Regions from separate parts of the Homo sapiens genome. Here region 1 is linked to region 2. Evidence: read pairs that join two places in POLR2A ChIA-PET (ENCODE). Cell type or tissue: IMR-90. All regions are shown on one strand. Links, peaks and the distances in the headings refer to the core of each region. The heading gives the core; the rest is flanking DNA.

Region 1 (7,346 bases), core at 1,117-6,116, 220 kb before region 2:
TGACATCTCTTCACTCTCTAGAATCTCTAGAAACAGCCTCCTTGACCTATGCTGCCACGTTGTCACCAGCTCGAGGGAGGCAGGGATATGGGGAGGGGATGCCCTGTGGGCTGCAAAACTCTACAGAGGGGCTGGATAATGAGCGCACATGTGTCTTCAGTGGGGAGGAATTTAAAGTGATGTACTCAATATGACTGTCTCCATCATCCAAGGAAACACACACACACTTCACTGGGGACCCGTGTAGACACACTGTAGGCCGTCATTTTCCTTTCTCATCAGATAGCACATGCTCTTCTGAAAGATTATTTTCTATAAGCCACACAGTTGGAAGGAAACTCCACCCTTCATCCACAAAGACTGGTTTGGTCCTGGGATCCACCCTCCACCTCCTACTCAGTCCCTCCCACCCAACTCTTGCAGGTAATAGGTAACGCTGGTTTCTTACTATATCCAGGCAAATTCTTTAACAGCCTGGACTCCACAGCCACACTGCCTGGGATCTTTGCTGGTTCTGCCATTTGCCAGCTGGATGACCTTGGACAGGTTACCTAACCTCTCTGAGCCTCATTTCTTCATCTTTAACATGAGGATCATAGCAGTACTTCTTAGGATCTTTGCAAAGATACATTGAGATCACATATGAAGAAGCACTTTTCTCTGGTTCCTCGAAAATGCCAAGGGGCCCTCACCCCCAAGCCTTCATGCCCACTTTTCCTTTTGCTTGAATTGCTCTTCCCAGATCTCCTCATGGTGGACTTCCTCACTTCACTCAGGTGTCACCTCTCAAAGACGGCCAGCCTAAGAATTCTCTCTCCTCCAGCGCCCTAGCTCATTCACTCTTCTCTCATTCCCTGCTTTATTTTCCATGTAGCGCTTGCAGCTCCTGCATTCGTGTCCTTGTTTATTGTCTTTCTCACCCACCAGACGGCAAGACCCAGGAGGATGGAAACATCTGTCTCCACCACTGTATTCCCAGAGCTAAGAATAGTGTCTGTAAAGGCCCCAAATATATTTACTGGATGAATTTATAGAATAAATAAGTTCCATGGGGACTTCCCAGCAGGTCAGTTGGGTTGAGGGGATGAGGGGTTTGTCTTCCCTACTGGTGAGAAGTTGTCCAAGGGGCAACCATTAAACACACATACATACACACATACGTACATGCACACATATGCACACAGACCTGTTCCTAGGGACAAACATTAATTCTCAGAAAGTTTAAATCTACTTTCAAGGAAAGAGGACACTTCCTGGACTACAACAGAGTCTGCCTGCCTGCCCCTGGCAGAGTGAGCTTTTAGTGATTCTGTGAGGCAGTGGCCACTCCGGTCAGTCTAAAAAAACCAGCAGCCAGGCGTTGAGTGTATAAACATCAGGGCCCATTCCAGAACCATCAGCTTCTTGATGGCCATTCCTGAGCCACACTGGGTCTTGCAAGAATCTTTGAAATTGAAGCTGTCTGTTTGCTTATATGTCTGTGTGGTTTTCTCTGCTGCGGTCTGTGTGTGTTTTCCTTCTGCTGCACTCAGAGGAAAGTTGGGCCAGACTTTCCTTTAAATACGCAGTGTGGGGTAGGGGGCAGTGTGAAGGCAGCTGTTGTTCTCCTTTGCAAGTTCCCCACATGTCAGTTGCAGATATTTAAAAAGCACAGGAAGCATGCGTGTGTGTGCACGCGCACACACACATACACACACATACACACCAGTTTTTTTGGTGGGGAGTGGGGTAGGGGGACTTCTGGCGTATGCTTTTGAGTGGGCAGTATGCTCTTGAGTGCCAGGATTTTCTGAATCTCCACATTCCAGGCCTGACCATCTTCAGGAGACCTTCTCCATCTTTCAACCTCAGTTTGCTTCTTCCCAGACTCACAGTCTATGAAGGAGTAGCATCAAACCCAGCAGAAACAGCACATCTATCAAAGGAGGCTGTCACAGAATTTACTGGTTAGAAATTTCATTGAGCTCTAGTTTATAAACTAAGCTTTTTTTTTTTTTTTTTTTTTTTTTTTTTTTTGCAGGAATGCTCTGGGGGGACATATATATTTTAGAGGTTAAATTATATATATATATACATCAAATGTAACCTTTTAAAACACTATTAATGCAAAAACAGTAGTTTCCGTTCATTCTTTTGAAAATGGAATACTACTGTCAAGTCTTTTTTTTTTCTTTTTTGACATGAAGTCTCACTCTGTTGTCTAGACTGGAGTGCAGTGGTGCGATCTCAGCTCACTGCAACCTCTGCCTCCCAAGTTCAAGTGATTCTCCTGCCTCAGCCTCCTGAGTAGCTGAGATTACAGGCATGCACCACCACTCCCAGGTAATTTTTTTTTTTTTTTAAATAGAGACGAGGTTTCACCATGTTGGCCGTGCTGGTCTTGAACTCCTGACCTCAGGTGATCCGCCCGCCTCGGCCTCCCAAAATGCTGGGATTACAGGCGTGAGCCACTCCGCCTGGCCTCAAGTCTTTACGGTAGATTATGTTTCCACAATTTTCTGCAAATGTTTTCCGTTTTACGCAGGTAGTTAAAATTTAAACATATGCCGGTAAGGCTAATTTTAAGTGTTAGCCAGTAGATGGCAGTAAGTTTGAACTTGGTCTGGGAAATGGCTTTTCGGTAGTTTGATGTAACAGAGCACACAAGTCAGCCTGAGCATAGCATAGGCTTAAAGGTAAACAGCTTTCGACAAAAACGAACTGAAACGTGGCCACCAATTATGATCTTTGTAATGAGCATCTTTGTAAAGTCCGCTTGCACTTCTATACTTCATGGCATTTATTAAGAAATCTATACTGAAGGCCCACTTTGTGCCAGGAGGGGCGGTTGTAGCACACAGGATTGTTGCCATTATGAAAGTTACATTTTAGTACAATCACTTCATTTGTCATCCCAATACAAATGGTCTCTAAATGACCTTTCGAAGCAGGTGTATTGAGGTGCAAAGCGAAGTTGTTACAGAGAGGTTTTTAAAAACGTTCTTTATTGGCTCTCCCAACAATCCCATATGGGTATAGTCATCAAGAATGAAAAGCAGATCCTGTGGCTCACTAAAATGACTTCTGCATGAACTAAGAGAAGAAAGTTTAGTTTCCAGAAGGTTGGATCATCTCTTAGATATGAAAAAACAAACTTTTATGATTCCTTGAGCTCAGAGTTGATGAATCGGCACGGACAGGTCTGGATAATGTTTCAGAGGCTTGGAAGAATGTGTCCTCTTGTTCTTCTGTCTCTAGGGCTTGCTTATGGGGTGGATAATTCAGACAGGGGGATGCCTTCCACAGTCAGAATCCTGTTCTGCTGTGTTTTTCAGGTGCAGCAGGTGGTCCAGGAGGATTGCCAAGGACCAAAGGCACCTCTCCCAGGATGCTGTGATGCTGGTGGCCAAGCCAACCAGGCTCAGGTTCCCCTTGTGCGTGATGCTACTGGAACCTCCTAGCCCCAGCCGATTAGTCCAGCGTGGGCGTCTGATGGGGCAGCTTTCAATTCACTGGAAGCCCAGCTTGGAGTGGCAGGTGTCTGAAGAACAGCAGATGGATTGGCAGCAAAGTGTGGAGGCCCAGGCACCAAGCCCCAGGCGGGGAGAGGGTTGGGGTTCAAGTGAGTGTTCAGGACAGTACGAAGGACACGAGACCCTCGACTGCAGCAGGCTCAACCTACTCCAACTTTCTCCTTGATAAGAATCCCCTGGGGGAGGGCGGACACAATGGCTCACGCCTGTAATCCCAGCACTTTGGGAGGCCAAGGTGGGTGGATCATGAGGACAGGAGTTGGAGACCAGCCTGGCCAACATGGTGAAACCCTGTCTCTACTAAAAATACAAAAATTAGCTGGGTGTGGTAGTGCATGCCTGTAGTACCAGCTACTTGGGAGGCTGAAGCAGGAGAATGGCTTGAACCCTGGAGGCTGAGGTTGCAGTGAGCCAAGATCGTGCCACTGCACTGCAGCCTGGGTGACAGAGGGAGACTCCATCTCAAAAAAAAAAAAAAATCCCTTGGGAAAGGTGGTGGTGCTGACTACATATACAGATAACCAGGCCTTTCCCCCAGAAGTTCTGCTTTAGTGGTCTGGGGTGGAGCTTGACTTTCTTTATTTCTTTTTTTTAATTTATTTTTTTCCCTTCAAGACAGGGTGTTGCTCTGTTGCCCAGGCTGGAGAGCAGTGTCACTATCTTGGCTCACTGTAACCTCCACCTCCACCTCCCAGATTCAAGTGATTCTCCTGCCTCAGCCTCCTGAGTAGCTGGGATTACAGGCACACACCACCACACCCAGTTAATTTTTGTATTTTTAGTAGAGATGGGGTTTTGCCACGTTGCCCAGGCTGGTCTCGAACTCCTGGCCTCCTGTGATCTGCCTGCCTCGGCCTCCCGAAGTGCTGGGATGACAAGTGTGAGCCACTGCACCGGGCCTCTGAGTTTCTTTATTTCTAACATGATGGGGCTGGTCCTTGGACCATACTGAGTAATAGGGGCTTTGATTCCCTTTCAGCTCTCGATTCTACAACGATTCATGTCACTGAAATGACTCTGGTTTTCTATGTAGTAGGGAAAGAATGTTGGATGTCAACATTTCTGTAGGCATCTGTCTTGTGACTGCCTTGCTATTAACCCTTTACAAAAGCTATCTCATTTAATCCTCTCCACACTCAACCCTGTGATTGCCTTATTATCCCCATCATAGATACAATCAAAAGAGGATCAGAGAGCTTAAGTAATTTGCCTGAGTTGAACAGTAAACAGGTGAAGGAGGTGAAGGATTTGGGATTCGAACCAACGTCAGGCTGGCCTAATGCTCATTAATTACTTACTTATCTAATTACTTACTCTATACCGAATTATTTAAAAATCTGTAGGTTGTGTAGGGGGGCGGCTCATGCCTGTAATCCCAACACTTTGGGAGGCCAAGGTAGGAAGATTGCTTGAGGCCAAGAGTTCAAGCATCAACCTGGCCAATGTAGCAAGACGCCATCTCTATAAAAAAAAATCTATGAACTAAATGCTATAGCAGGCACTGGGGACATAAGATGAGCAGAATAGATGAGGCATTGGCCCTTGTGGAGCTACCAGCTTATCAGGAAACGTGGGTATTTAAATAAGAAATGCCACCACAGAGCGAAAACAGATCTGAAACCTTCCACTTATCACCGTGTCCATTGCTGCCGTCTGGTCCTTGTCTCCCTCATCTCTTGCCTAAAGGACTGCAATGATTTCCTCGCTTTCTGTTTTGTCTAGAATATTCTTCCCCAGCTCTTTATGAGGCTGGCCCATTCCTGCACTCCAACCTCACCTGCTCTGTGAGGCAGTGTGTGGGGTAGCGGGTGACAGCGTGACTCGTGGTGCCAATACCTGGGCCTGCCTTCCAGCTCTTCTGCTTTTCAGCTGTGTGAAGCAGGGCAGGTTACTTCACTTCTCTAGGTATCACTTTTCTCACCTGTAAAAGGGGCAGTAACAGCTTCTACTCCGTAGGGTCGCTGTGAGGATTAAGTGAGTTAATATACATGAAGTTCTTAGAATGGTGTGTGTCAAAGCGTAAGCAGCATAGAAACTTCTGTCACTGTTATTCCCTACCCACCCTGCCTACCTGTGGCACACCCTCTTCCATTCAAGTGTACCACACCACACTGTTACATTTTCTTCATAGTCCTTGTGATCAAACCACCTGTGTGTTTATTTGTGTGCTGTCTGTCTCTCCACCTCTAGAATCTAAACCAGGAGACCTGGGCATTGTCTTGTAACCCATGCATTTCCAGTTCCTGGAGCTGGGTCTGGTATATAGTAGGTTCTCAAGAACTATGTCCTACAGGAATGAATGAATAGACATGAGAAGTTGGGGTGCTATGGGAGAATGCAGTTGTGTTCTCTAGCTCAGGCCAGGCTGTCAGGGAATGGCTTCCTGATACAGTGCATGACATTGACTCAATTAGACACTGTCCCCCAACCCAAAAGCCACAGCTTCTGCCATTAAGTACAGATGATGGAAACAAATGTATGGACTTCGCTGGCCTCTGCTGACTTCTTCCTTGAGTAGTTTGAGCCTTCCTGGAAAATCTTTAAGAGACTTTAAGCTCAGAAGTCAAAACTTGAAGAACCTCTAGTTATTGAATGTTAAAGCCAACAGTCTGTCTTGGATCGTGTTGGTGTGTGTCATACCTTTGACATTATATTTAAACATGAGTTTTTATATTTAATAAACAGAAGGGCCCTGAGAGATTTCCTGGAACCTTCTGCTCACATTAATCATCTTCTTGAACACATACTGCCATTTGGACTGCGGATCTGGCCAAACTTTGAGGGAGGGGTGAAGAGGAAGAGAAGTCCTCATAAGCCCAGCTAGAATTGCCAACAGGCTTCAACTTTCCCTGAGCAAATGATAGAATGAAACAGATGCATGGCTTTTGCTAAGCCCTTCTTGCAGGATTTTGAGCCTTCCTGAAAAATGAGCTCTATGCTGGGGTCTGCCTCACTCTAGGCTGCTAGGAGTACGAAACCAGGATACCCTAGAAAATGTCCTCAGCTTGTAAATGTCGTTCTCATGAGACTGCTGATTTCTCAAATCCTAATAGCAAAGTCTTTCTTTTTGCAAAGAGACAAGACTTGAAAAACACATACGTTTGGGAGGAGAAAGTCTGTAACTGAAATTCAGTCTAAGAAGTGAAAGCTCAACCCCAGACTTTTAGGTTGAAAAGTTTTGGTAGGGAGAAGGCAGACGAGAAAGATAGGGAGACATGTAGAGAGAGGTGGTAGGAAATAAAGGACAGTGTATCAGTCAGCTACCACTACAGTAATGCTGTGTAACAAAAACATCCAGACTCAGTGACACACATTGAGCATTTATTTTTCCCTCATGTGGCCATTGGTCAACTTGGGTTCAAGCCTCATCTGTTTTAGGCTTGGCTCCAAGCTGCAGATAAGAACCTGATCTGGCCCTGGGTCTCTCTTGTCCTTCTTGGACCAGCTTCATACTGAGTGTTTCCACTCATGTCTCTTCAGTCCTAGGCTTAAAACTTGCCCACTGTCACTTCGGACCCCCATTCTTTTGGCCAAAGCAAGTCACACAGTGAATCCCAATATAGCTGGGAGAGGGAAGTGTATGCTTCCCATGGAGGTACTAGTGGTGATGTTTGCTGAGCAATAATTGAATCTTCCACAGGCAGCCTGCATATCAAAGGCCACCTTTACCAATCTCACAATGTATCTTGCATTGCATTCATCCCTTTTAGTTTCCTTGGGTCCTCACAGAATTAGGACATTGAACCTTAACTAAGGTCGAGGGTCTTTACATCATGTTGCCCCCACCACCCTGTCAATGCACTATAATTTTATTCTGCAAATAACTCCTCTCTC
Region 2 (7,346 bases), core at 349-5,348:
TCCTTTTTTGTCTTTGAGATATGAAGTACAGATTGGTCTTTGTGTCAGAATGAACCTTCTATGGCAATTATATTGTCATGTACCAAATCCCTACTTCAATTTTTAAAAATTGTATTTATTTAGAATTTATTTGTATGATTTGACACTTTTATTAAGAGCAATTTCAAATTAAAGAATATGCTTCATCTCTTTTTTATTTCATGATTCCTTTGTTTCTTCTGCTCATGTCATTTTCATTTAATATAAGATTTTTTTTAAGAAGAAAATATAAGAAAACAATACTGGTTAGATAAACATTAGCAGTTGTTTTGATATGTCTTTTTTTGGTTTTGCTTCATTTTGTTTTTTTGGACCTTTATTTCCAGACTGAATAGCTGACATCTTTATTAAAGAAAATAAAAATTAAAATGAAAGCAAAAGATAACATATTGATTGTGTGAACTTGGCTTTTTAAGAATAATTTGAGCCTTCTTGCAAGGTTATGAGATCTTTGTTTCTACGTCTTTGAAAATCCCTGTTTTCTGTTGATTTTGGCAAATAACTAAGAAGTCATTTAATAGAATAGATAGCTAACATTCTTATATATTGTAATTCTTAGGCATGAAACTTCATGTACCATACATTTCCAAATATTAGAACATTCATGATGTAGTAGAATATGCATAAGAAATTTGGGGTTTCCGTAGCTATGAATTAACTTGATAATGGAATCTAAAAATTATTTCATATATATATATATATATATATACACACACACACACACACACACACACACAATACTAGTTTCAGATCCATGGAGCTATAGTTAAAGCAAAGTGATCTCAAAGTCCTTACATTAAGTCCCTCCTTATCCACACTGGGTAGGAGGTGGAAGAGCTTAAGGCTTGCAACTGGGAGGGCTGCAAATAGGGCTGTATTGAAATCCAGAGAATAAATTTTAAAAGGTAAAGATACGGTGTAATTATGTTAGATAGAAAGACTGAATATCAGCTTCCCAAAAGATTTATAATTGAAGATTTCAGTGATGTTTCTTACATTCTGAGTTTTCAAAGGAGATTTTCATATACTTTTGATAGTTCTAGCAGAACAAGATAGTGCTGCTGCTCAACAGTACATCAGACAAGGAAGTCCCACGGCACTGAGAGCTGAATTGTGGGCTCTCATTTTGAATATTTCCAGCCAACCTGAGGTAAGAAGAAAAAAAGGGTGGGTCAGATTTTAGCTTTGGGGTATTTATTTTTCAAAGACCAGTTATTCAAAATTGAAAAAACTTTTGTTTCTTAATCTATTATTAACCCCCTTTTTAAATTTTCAAAATCACTATAGTTTTAGGTTCTAAAATAAGATTTAACATATAATTTAATATTGTCTGCTTAATATTGAAGTTTTTGTTATTAATAATTAATGAAATGGTGTGACCTTACATATACAACAAAACAGTAAGTAAAATTTTGAGAAGTGGAGACTGACAATTTAGATCTGTGAAGATGTGTGGTTGAATACGGATGTTAGACTACGGAGAAATAAAGAAAGGCAACTCAGGTTAAGTAAATGGATTCTTTGTCCCTATAGGTACTTTTGAAATATGCACTATTTTTATGGTTCTAGAAATTGACAGATTAAGTGGGAATGTTATTTTTCTATATGTAAGAACATTTTATTTTAGGAAATATGAATATGAAAAGAGATCACCAGCAGATGGGTAATAGATTAAATAAAGCAAAACTATGTAAGACATTGATTCTTGAAATATTCTTAGTGGGGATTTTTTTGTTTGTTTTTTGCTTAAGCCCATTAATCATAGAAGTTATCCATTTAAAAAATTTTAATGAATAGCACACTAATAGTTTTCTAGCCTGGTGTTTAAAAACATGGGTTTTGGAATCATACAGACCTGATTTCAACTTCTAGCTCACCCAGCTTACTAGAAATATATCATTGAGCAAGTACTTAAATTTCTTCAAACCTCAGTTAACCCACACTTAAATATAGGTAATAATATTTATATCACATAATCGTCAGAATTAAATGAAATAACGTACATGTACTTTTAACATAGTGCCTGGAACATAAATGATCACCATTAATAAAAGTAATCATAAGAGTTACATATTACATTTAATCATGTTATAAATTAATTATAATTAATAATGATGTTTTTAAAGAAAATCAAATATTATTAATATTGTTATAAAAACTATACCTCTAACCCTTGCAAACTATGTATACGTGCATGTGTGTATACTGTGTTTTAAATCTCCCTCTGAACAGTTCTGTCAAAAATCACTTGCTTCCTTTGTGAAACAATAAAGCTTGCAATTTATTTCAGAGCAGTTTTAGACAAATGATATTGCTGACTTTTTATTGTGACACTTTAGAGAAAATAGTTTATAAAATAGTTTTGAGTATATATTGGGCCTTTTTTTGGTGAGTGTATCAATTCTTGTAGAAGAAGATACAACTCTTGTCCTGATCTAACTTTGTAGATGCACTGCCAACTTAACTGTATAGAAATTGTATTAACAAATTCTATCTCTTCGCAGAAGAATCACTGCGATTTCTAAAACAAATTTAGAATATTTCCAGAAGTATCATCCTAATAACCCCACGTAATAATAAAATAATAATCCCAGGTAATCATTTTTTACAGTGTTCAAAAATCATTTTTACTACTTGTAGGTGTTTTCTTGTAAAAAGAAAAAAATTTTTAAGGTGATTTTTACCCTTGAATTTTGGAGCTAATAGCCATCTGAGTTTTCTAATTGCAAAGTGACAAGTCTATTCAATATCTGTAAATAGAAATTAATATTTTCAGGAAAGCAACCCTGATTTTTTTATTAAAGCATCTTTTATCATTTACAGTTAATTTCAGCTATAAAAGTGTGACCCCAATGAACTATAGCAGTTCCAAAATAATTGTTGTAGGTGGTACTTTAGAGAGAAAGAGAGAAGGAAAAAGAATACTACTTCTTATTAGGAATACCTTATTAGAATTTTTTGTTGAATCGCTTTTCAATCACATAAAATAAGCTGCACATATAATTGTAGTCATAGTTGAGGAGTTAGACATAAATGGAAGATTCTACATTTCACAAACATAAAGCTATTCTTTAAAATCTATTTCAATACAAAGACTTTGGATATAATACTTGTGGTTCCTAGTAGTTAATTCTTTTCATACTTTGAATAGAATATTATCTAACTTTCATTTTTTAAAGAAAATCTATGATAGGTTTAAGAAGATTGCTTTTGTATATTTCCTTTTCTACGCATTTCTAGGTATGTGTCAAAATATCCATATTTAGTAAACATTGTTCATATTTTAAAAATTTTTAAATTTCAGTTTGCTAAATTAAAGACAGAAAATGTTCTTCTACTTTTGCTCTAGGTACTTGCTTACTGATAACAATAGCCAAGACTAATATTAACATTTAAGATTTTCTTTAATAATTTCTTAGGAAGGTTCTTACAACCTTACATTGGCTCTTAACAATGCCTGATCTGCCTAGATTTTTGTGGTCAGCTCACTTAGTCTTCACGGTGCCTGTTTCTGACCTTCACTCTCTTCAGTCCCTTCTCTTCAGTCTTAGCAAAATACTTAACCTCCTGATACTTAGAGAAAACAGAAGTCATCATTAGAAATTCATTCAAATTCTTCCTGCCAAACTTGTAAACTTAATTGCATCAGTACCTGGTCCTTTCCTCAACTACTTTTACTTAAATGGAAGAAATGTCAGGCTGGGCACAGTGGCTCAGGCCTGTAATCCCAGCATTTTGGAAGGCTGAGCCAGGTGAATCACCTGATTTTGTGAGTTTGAGACCAGCCTGGCCAACGTGGAGAAACCCTGACTCTACTAAAAATACAAAAAATTAGCCAGGCATGGTAGTGCATGCCTGTAATCCCAGCTACTTGGGAGGCTGAGGCAAGAAAATGTCGTGAACCCGGGAGGCAGAGCTTGCAGTGAGCAGAGATCGCGCCACTGCACTCCAGCCTGGGCAGCAGGGCAAGACTGTCTCAAAAAAAAAAAAAAAAAGAAATGTCTACCTCTTATACCTGTTGTCAGTGTTTAACCTCATTGACTATTCCTTTATTGACATATTCCTTTGCTTTTGTGACACAGTGCTCTTTCTGGCATTCTTCATTTGTGGAGGGTCTTCTTTGTCTTATCAGTTAGGATTCTTGAGGGTCTGTCTCTTCTTCATACATTCCTTAGCAAATATTACAAACTCCCAAAGCCTCAGTTACCAGTTACCTCAAATCTATATGCCTTCTTCTCAGATCTCTCTTTTCTAAACTTTAAATGCAGCTGCTTAGTGAACCTAAGCACTCGTGTATCTCACAAGCACCTCAAATTCAAGATGTCAACACTCTTCCTAAATTCCTTTTTCAGTACCACTGTCCATCAAGGAACCGTAGCCAGAAACCTGGTGTCATCCCTAGCTCCTGAATATCATATTGTATTACTCGATAATTATACTACTCAATAATTCCTTCTTGATTTAACTCCTAAACATGTTTCACTACCACTCTCATTTCAAAATACCATCATTTCTTGCCTGGATTAAAAAAAAACAAAACCTTCTACCTTATCTTTCTGACTTCAGCCTTGTTCCCTATAAATCCTTTTTTTTTTTTTGAGACGAAGTCTCACTCTGTCGTCTAGGCTGGAGTGCAGTGGTGCGATCTTGGCTTACTGCAAGCTCCGCCTCCCAGGTTCACGCCATTCTCCTGCCTCAGCCTCCCGATTAGCTGGGACTACAGGTGCCCGCCACTACACCGGCTAATTTTTTTTTGTATTTTTCAGTAGAGACAGGGTTACACCATGTTAGCCAGGATGGTCTTGATCTCCTGACCTCATGATCCGCCTGCCTCGGCCTCCCAATACCCTGCTTTTTTAAACACTGAAATCTGGTGATATGGTTTGGCTGTGTCCCCACCCAAATCTTGAATTGTACTTATAATTCCCATGTGTCATGGGAGGGACTAGGTGGAGATAATTAAATCATGGGAGCAGTTTCTCCCATCCTGTTCTCATGATAGTGAGTGAGTTCTCACGAGATCTGATGGTTTGGTTTTATAAGGGGTTTCCCCCTTTACTGGGCACTCATTCTCTCCCCTGCTGCCCTGTGAAGAGGTGCCTTCTGCTATGATTGTAAATTTCCTGAGGCCTCCTCAGCCATGTGGAACCGTGAGTCAATTAAACCTCTTTCCTTTATAAATTATCCAGTCTTGGGTATTTCTTCATAACAGCATGAGAATGGACTCATATAGTAAATTGGTACTGCAGAGAGTGGGGTGCTGCTATAGATATCTGAAAATGTGGAAGCGACTTTGGAACTAGTTAACAGGCAGAAGTTGGAATAGTTTGGAGGGCTCAGAAGAAGACAGGAAAATGTGGGAAAGTTTGGAACTTCCTAGAGACTTGTTGAATGGCGTTGACCAAAATGTTGATAGTGATATGGACAATGAAGTCCAGGCTGAGATGGTCTCAGATGGAGATGAGGAACTTGTTGGGAACTGGAATAAAGGGGATTCTTGTTATGCTTTAGCAAAGAGACTGGCAGCATTTTGTCCCTGCCCTAGAGATCTGTGTAACTTTCGTCAGTCGAGAAAAATGACAAGACAAGTCTCAATTATTTTAGGAGGTTTGTTTGCCAAAGTTAAGGATGTGCATCCTGGAAACAGGTCTATGCCTTCTCCAAAGATGATTTTGAGGGCTCCAAATTTAAAGGGGAAAGAGCGAGGTATTGAGAAGTACACAATTTTTATGTAAGAGGTGGGCAGGGAAAAATAGTTATTCATGCCTTTGCCTGGCTCAGCGAAACTGCTTTTTTTTTTTTCAACCTCAGATGACATAGACAAATGGAGTGAGGAAAAATGTGGAGAATCTGCATTTTTATATGAGATAACATAGAAAAAAATGGGACAGGGAAACAATCAGATATGCATTTGTCTGGTGGGCAGGGAGGTGACTGCACCTGTAAAAATAAGCTATCAGCTTACATTGTGGTAGTGAAATTTTAACAGAAACACCTTACAGTAAAGATCTTTGAGCTCACTAGGAATTTCCTTGTGGGTAAAATATGGGGGAGGTATGTAGCTTTTCGTCCTATAATCATCTTTTTTAGGAAACAAAAGGGGAGGCAGTTTTGCATGACCCAGTCCCTAGCTTGACTTTTCCCTTTAGCTTAGTGATTTGGGGACCCCAAGATTTATTTTCATTTCACACTTTGCACTTGAGAGAGTTAATTTAGGGTAAGTATCTGGTGGAAGAAATTTCTAAGCAGCAAAGCATTGAAGAGGTGACAGAGCATAAAAGTTTGGAAAATTTGCAGCCTGACAATGTGGTAGAAAAGAAACACCCATTTTCTGGGTAGAAATTCAAGCTGGCTGCAGAAATTTGCATAAGTAATGAGGAGCCAAATGCTAATTGCCAAGACCATGGGGAAAATGCCTCCAGGGCATGTCAGAGACCTTGACAGCAGCCCCTCCCATCACAGGCTCAGAGGCTTAGGAGGGAAAAATGGTTTCCTGAGCCAAGCCCCGGGCCCCCCTGCTCTGTGCAGCCTCAGGACATGGTGCCCTGTGTCCCATGCTTCAGCTCCAGCCATGACTAAAAGGGGCCAAGATACAGGTCAGGCCACTGCTTCAGAGGGTGCAAGCTCCAAGACTTGGCAGCTTCCATGTGGTGGTGGTCTAGCAGGTACACAGAAGTCAAGAATTGGGGTTTGGGAACCTCCATCTGAATTTCAAAGGATATATGAAAATGCCTGGATATCCAGGCAGAAGTGTGCTGCAGGGATGGAGCCCTCATGGAGAACCTCTGGTAGGGCAGTACAGAAGGGAAATGTGGGTTGGAGCCCCCACACAGAGTCCCCACTGGGGCACTGCCTACTGGAGCTGTGAGAAGAGAGCCACCATCCTCCAGACCCCAGAATGGTAGATTCACTAACAGCTTGCACTGTGTGCCTGGAAAAGCTGCAGACACCCAATGCCAGCCTGTGAAAGCAGCTGTGAGTGGGGCTGTACTCGGTAAAGCCACAGGGGCAGAGCTGGCCAAGGCCATGGGAGTCTACCTCTTGCATCAGCGTAGTTAATGCTGGAATGAGTTGAAACTTTGGAGGACTGTTGGAAGGGCATGATTGTGTTTTTAATTGTGAGGACACGAGATTTGGGAGGGGCCAGGGTAGAATGATATCATTTGGTTGTGTCCCCATCCAAATCTCATCTTGAATTATAGTTCTCATAATCCCCACATGTCATGGATGGGACCAGGTGGACATAATTGAATCATGGGTGTGGTTTCCTCCATTTTGTTCTCGTGATAGTGAGTTAGTTCTCCTGA

Evidence for each region. ChIA-PET counts read pairs that join two places held together with the same protein. Peaks named below come from ENCODE experiments on the same cell type or tissue, not always from the same donor. Only the 100,000 strongest peaks of a DNase experiment are listed, where the experiment ranks them.
Region 1: POLR2A ChIA-PET joins it to region 2 with 11 read pairs; 2 of 35 experiments call an interaction of 5 or more read pairs at or near these places.

Annotation. Positions count from the first base shown.
Region 1 is chr4:26,456,803-26,464,148 of GRCh38, forward strand. No RefSeq gene overlaps it. Among named protein-coding and RNA genes, the nearest start is that of CCKAR, 30 kb to the right of the region's middle. In IMR-90, for the core only: CTCF peaks have their summits at 1,591 and 2,574 (motif pointing right); DNase peaks (open chromatin) are centred at 1,479, 2,619 and 3,099; H3K27ac peaks cover 2,620 bases.
Region 2 is chr4:26,672,700-26,680,045 of GRCh38, forward strand. TBC1D19 (TBC1 domain family member 19) reads left to right here. Exons shown (of 21, transcript NM_018317.4): 11 at 1,077-1,189. Among named protein-coding and RNA genes, the nearest start is that of TBC1D19, 92 kb to the left of the region's middle. In IMR-90, for the core only: no CTCF peak of the experiment used is centred there; no DNase peak of the experiment used is centred there.